2 separate regions of the Homo sapiens genome follow, and region 1 is linked to region 2. The links are chromatin contacts, found by Hi-C or POLR2A ChIA-PET in ENCODE. All regions are on one chromosome and are shown on one strand. The core of a region is the stretch at or near the end of the contact, and the rest is flanking DNA. Distances in the headings are between cores, read along the strand shown. Region 1 overlaps SYNPO2L (synaptopodin 2 like). Region 2 overlaps USP54 (ubiquitin specific peptidase 54).

Region 1 (2,700 bases), core at 21-2,520, 91 kb after region 2:
ATGAGGCCCAGGGAGAAAAGCACAAATGTCAAGGAAGAGAGATCTGTGGAGGAATATGGGTGGAGAAGCCTGGAAATAAAGACAGAGATCCAGGAAAGGAAATGCAGAGACAAAGAGAGGCAAAGATACCAAAGCAGACATACTTGGTTGGAAAGCGGCAGGGAGGTAGAGAGTGAGGAGGAAGGTGGGGGAAGGGGACATCAACTTGGAAACCATCTCTGGCAGGAGGCAATTTAGCTTCCAGATGCGTGACAGGGGATGGGATAGGGTAGGAGAAGCAACTTTAGGAACTGGATGTTCCACCTCTCCTTGGTCCTGGGACCTGTGCCTGTTCACTGGTGCCCTGCCCCAGGCCTCCACACATGAGCTTGCAATCCTGTTCTGGTGGCTGAAAATCGGGGCCTGGCTACCTGGAAACCGCAGGAGCTGGGAGAAGCCCCAAGGCCCCTGGGAGCCTCTGGAGGAGGGGCTGGGCTAGGAACAGGGGCTGAGGCCAGTTCTGTTCTCCAGATGGGCTCATCCAGTGTAGTGGCTGCTCGGGGGGCAAGCACAGTGGGAGCCAGGGGTTCTGCAGTGGGCTGGGGTGCCGGAGTGGAAAACCGGCGAATCTCCTGGACTCGGGCAGTTTTGGGGGACCCTGAGGCGATAGGGCCAGGAGTCGGGGGAACCTCATCAAAACAGAACATGGCAGTTTTAAGTTGATAGGGCTGATGCCGCATAAAATCTAGAGCCTTGATGCCCTGCTTGGGTGTTGCCCGAGGCCCCTGGGATTGGGCCTTAGGGAGAGTTCGGGCCGCCTGGGGGAAAAAGGGAGAGAGCAGTGGGTTGTAAGCAATAGGAGGCGGGGCACGGATGTTGGGTGAATATTTCCAGGAAGGGGGCAGAGACGGGGTAGGAGAAGGACTTCTAGGCCGAGGGCCAAGACCAGGACCAGGTGTACCTTCCACCACATACCTGTCCGCACGGCTCTGCCGCTTAGCAAACAGCTCCCCACCCCTGCCCTGCAGCCTTGGTGGCTCAGGGATTCCAGCCGAAGAGGCTGCCCCATTCACGAGCCCATCAAGGAGCCCTCGAGATGGGGGCTTAGGAGCCACTGGGGGTGGAGTCTTAGGAGTCATAGGGGGCGGGGTCTTGGGAGCCATTGGAGGGGGGGTCTTAGGTGTCACGTGAGGCAGGGTCTTGTAACTCCTGGCCCCTACTGGCTGCATGAAGTTGCAGGCTTCAGCCCCGAGGCTCAGAGCATCTTCTTCAGGACCAGATTCTGCACCCCCGGCCCGAGGCTTTTCATCCAGGTTCTGTACCAGCGATAGCAGCTCGGGGTTGGGCGAGTTCTTCGTCTCCTCCTTTCCCGGCCGGAACATCTGCTTCCGGGTCCCCCGGCGCCGGGCCTCCTGCAGGATACCCGTGCGGGCAGCTGGCACAGAGATGCGCTGCTCGCGAGCGCTGGGGGGCTCAGGAGCCCCTGGGCCTGGGGCAGGCGCCTCTGGGCGCGCAGAGGGTCGCAAAGGCGCAGATAGGAAGATAGAAGCGGTGGAGGTCATGGCAGCTGCGCTAGGAGGAGCGGGGGGCTCTGGAGCTCCACCTGGGGTGACAGGCCGACTAGGGGCTGGGATGTACAGGGAGCTGGTGGCTGTCACAGGGCCCGAGGAGCGTGGGGTGCTGGGGGAACCAGAGACTGGCGCGTGGCTGGGAACCCCTGAAGTGAAGCTGGGCAGAGGGGTGGGCCCCTGCGAAGACAAGAAGGGGGGTGGGGCGGGGCTGAGGCCCCCCAGGCTGTCGTTCGCCCTTTTGGGGGCTAAAGGCCGGAAAATAACCGAGGTGGTAGTTGGCCGCTGCCCTTGTAGGCCCGGGGTAAAGGGCCTGGCTGACCGGTTAAAGATGCTTGGAGCTGGGGTCGGGGCTCCACCACCTGGTTGGAAGGGTCTGGGGCTGGCTACAGGCGCCGGCAAGGGGCTGGGTGGGAGCACAGCTGCCTCTGGGGGAGCACTCTGGGCCCGAGGTGGTGACTGCAGGCCTTCCCCGTTGAGCATGGCTGCTGGTTCGACCCGTGCCAGTTCCTGGGTGCTGGAGTCTGCGCGCTGGCGCTGCTGTTCAAAGAGCTGCACCCCTCGCCCAGAGACCTCACTCAGCTGCCCTCCCAGCCCAGAGCCCTGGCCCTCTGATGCTCTTGAGCCCGCCCTGGCAAGCTCCATGTCCAGATAGGGACTGTCCCAGTCAGATTGATTGGTGAGGCTGCGGGCGTCAGAGAAGGCTTCTTCGTCCAGCTCGGACTCACTCGTGGGGGGAACGCCGTCCTCCTCCTCAGCGCCTGTCCCAGCAGCAGCCCCGAAGCTCACCAGGGTGTACTTCTTGGCTCTCTGCCGCCGTTTCTTAAACATAAGTACCCCTTTGGAGTGGGGGTTGGGGGCTGCAGTGAGCAGGGATGCAATTGTCCTGCATTTGGTCTTGGCCTCTTTTATGCTCTTCTCTTGGAGGCTCTCTGCACGTTGCAGTTCTGGGGAGGCCAAGAGGTAAAATGGTCAGGGGGGCTTCCCAGCCTCTTTTAGTCCTGTTCCCCAAGGCTTTCACCCCCCATCCCAGCAAGCTCCCTCTTGCACTGACCCGACCCACAATGTCCCCTGTGACAAAGTCCTCTGACTTAGGGGCAGAGTGGAGGGTGAAAGGTGAAACCAAGGACAGTTAAAGATAAGGCAGAGTCCA
Region 2 (2,700 bases), core at 130-2,629:
AGGCAGAGAAGAGCTGGCTAGTTTCTCCCTTGAGATTCTCTAACCATATATCTACCTTCTGGACTCTCAATTAGAAAAGCACATACCTATCCTTTACCAGTCTCTTTAAATTAAAGTCAATTATCAATACCATATCACCTCATAACTTTAAGACTTTATTTGCATTCTGTTCATAACAATATTTTGGACTTGCAATGGTGAGGTTAAAGACAATCATAAGCTACATATCACACTCATTCCTGCTACCAGCTATGCAAAATAGAGGCAACTCACATATGCACAAAGACAAGAGACACAGATAAACAGTAACACCAAGACTTCAAGACAATGGACAGAGACAGAGATGGGCCAAATTCGCCACAGAAAGGTATTGCTTTTAATGAGAAATAATAAGCTAATGTTGAGGTTTTATAAAATACAGTAGTCAATTTACTAATTTTTGCCAAGATCAAAACTGCAAGACTCTTATAAATTACCAACAGTATTCAAATCAAATTTTGAGAATACATAACCACTTACCCCACAGGAAAAACTGAAAGGGGACACCCTTCTGGATATGCACAAGGTTTTGAGATTGTCTAAACTGTAGGATCTGCCATAAATTCTGGCAAGGAAAGAATCATGATGATTCACTACATGTTTCCTTGCAGTCGTACCCCTTCTATTTGAATATCATATACAATTCTGAACTCCAAATTTTAAAAAAAAGCTGAAGCATTCATTTTATACTATTCAAGTTTTGCCAATGGATAAATTAGTTGAGAATATTTAAACCAGTCACAGTCTAATAGGAACTTAAAACTAAGGGAAGGATGATCAAAGGACCATATAAATATGCTCATATTCATACATAGGTGATCAAAACAATGAAGTTAACTCAAGTAGATGATATTTGGATTAGACATAAGGACATACTTCCTTATGTGAGAGCTGTTTATTACCAGCTAAAATTTCTAGGGAATATACTAGAAATCTAATTTCCTGGTTTCAAGAATCAGTTCAGAATAATGAGTTTTCTCTTCTCTGATAGTGGCTGTGACTAAAGAACAATGAAGAACCTTCCATTTCTACAATCTGCAAAAGAAAGGAATGGATTAATAATGAACAATGGGTAATTTCTTTTTTTTTCTTTTTTTTTTTTTTTTGAGACAGAGTCTCCCTCTGTCACCCAGGCAACAATCATGCAGTGGCACCATTTCGGTTCACTGCAACCTCCACCTCCCAGGTTGAAGCAATTCTCTGCCTCAGCCTCCCAAGTAGCTGGGATTACAGGCACCTGCCACCACGCCCGGCTAATTTTTGTATTTTTAGTAGAGACAGGGTTTCACCATCTTGGCCAGGCTAGTCCTCAACTCCTGACCTCGTGATCCACCCGTCTCGGCCTCCCAAAGTGCTGGGATTACAGGCATGAGCCACCGCGCCCGGGCTGAGTAATTTCTTATATCATTTTATTCTCTGTGCTTATGCTTCAGTACACAACAGAGAAACAGGCATAAGGTATAACTTGAAAAATACTAGAGATTCCTTGAATTCTCACATTTCCCCCAATTAACAAGTGGACTACGAGTAAAACACATACCTTCCTGCCCCATTAGAACAGTCTAACCGCTCTCCACATATAGATATTACAGGATACCTTATATACGAAATTCTGTTTCCTCCCCACCCACCCTCTACCAGCACCATTCCCAGGCTTTTATGCCTTATACTAGCATTCTTAAAAGAAAAATCACTAATTGAGAAGATTTGTTTAATTTAATCAATCAATGCACATTCTGCTTTGCCTATAACAAAAAACACTCTGTCCTACATCCTGGCACTGCAAAGCCTCTAGTACAATCCCTGGAAGAACAAAATCTTTGTGGCACACTAAATACAGAGGACGGATTTCCTATCCTGAACAGAGATAAATAAATAAGCCAACACCAAAGTCAAGTCATACCCTGGGGGCCAGGGGTGTAAGAGTAGATTCATTGTGAATAATAAATAAGACCACTGGGCTACAGGCATAACAGTAACTTAGGTCAGAAAAAATATTTTAGTGATATGAGATAGAATAAATTTGGGGCTTTTGAGGGGACAGGGTAATTAGCACACAAACTTCTTCAATTTTTTTTTTTTTTGAGATGGAGTCTTGCTCTGTCACCCAGGCAGAAGCGCAGTGGCGCAATCTCGCTCACTGCAACCACCACCTCCCAGGTTCAAGTGATTCTCCTGCCTCAGCCTCCCAAGTAGCTGGGACTATAGGTGCCGCCCACCACACCTGGCTAATTTTTTTTTTTTTTTTTGAGACGGAGTCTCACTCTGTCGCCAGGCTGCAGTGCAGTGGCGCGATCTCAGCTCACTGCAACTTCCACCTCCCGGGTTCAAGCGATTCTCCTGCCTCAGCCTCCCGAGTAGCTGGGACTACAGGCGCATGCCACCACACCCAGCTAATTTTTGTATTTTTAGTCGAGACAAGGTTTCACCATGTTGGCCAGGCTGGTCTCAAACTCCTGACCTCAGGTGATCCACCCACCTTGGCCTCCCAAAGTGCTGGGATTACAGGCCTGAGGAAGTTTTATTCTCAAAAGGAGAATAAATGGGTTATTTATCAAATAAATGGGTTCAGTGACTAACCACATCAAGACCAGCTCAAGAAGGATTTAAAGAGCTATTATTCTTTTTTTTTTTTTTTTTTTTTTGAGATGGAGTCTTGCT

Evidence for each region. A loop is a pair of places that touch in the nucleus more often than their neighbours do. ChIA-PET counts read pairs that join two places held with the same protein, here RNA polymerase II (POLR2A). Pooled maps may share reads with other maps.
Region 1: POLR2A ChIA-PET joins it to region 2 with 10 read pairs in H1. The contact joins two enhancer-like sites. A Hi-C loop is called at or near these places in 1 of 168 maps with a recorded cell type or tissue (psoas muscle) and 1 of 50 pooled maps. POLR2A ChIA-PET finds 5 or more read pairs at or near these places in 7 of 52 experiments (A673, H1, PC-3 and 4 more).

What each region holds. Positions count from the first base shown.
Region 1 is chr10:73,646,386-73,649,085 of GRCh38, forward strand. SYNPO2L (synaptopodin 2 like) reads right to left here. Exons shown (of 4, transcript NM_001114133.3): 4 at 1-2,494. The coding sequence ends at 333. Among named protein-coding and RNA genes, the nearest start is that of MYOZ1, 6.3 kb to the left of the region's middle. RefSeq lists an enhancer at 1,326-2,029. Within about 2 kb of position 1,271, at least 21 of the 41 ENCODE cell types and tissues checked have a DNase peak (open chromatin) inside an H3K27ac peak, as active enhancers do; they include psoas muscle, where a contact is called at or near this core.
Region 2 is chr10:73,555,217-73,557,916 of GRCh38, forward strand. The region is part of intron 4 of USP54 (ubiquitin specific peptidase 54); the gene reads right to left. Among named protein-coding and RNA genes, the nearest start is that of USP54, 35 kb to the right of the region's middle. Within about 2 kb of position 1,380, at least 2 of the 41 ENCODE cell types and tissues checked have a DNase peak (open chromatin) inside an H3K27ac peak, as active enhancers do; they include psoas muscle, where a contact is called at or near this core.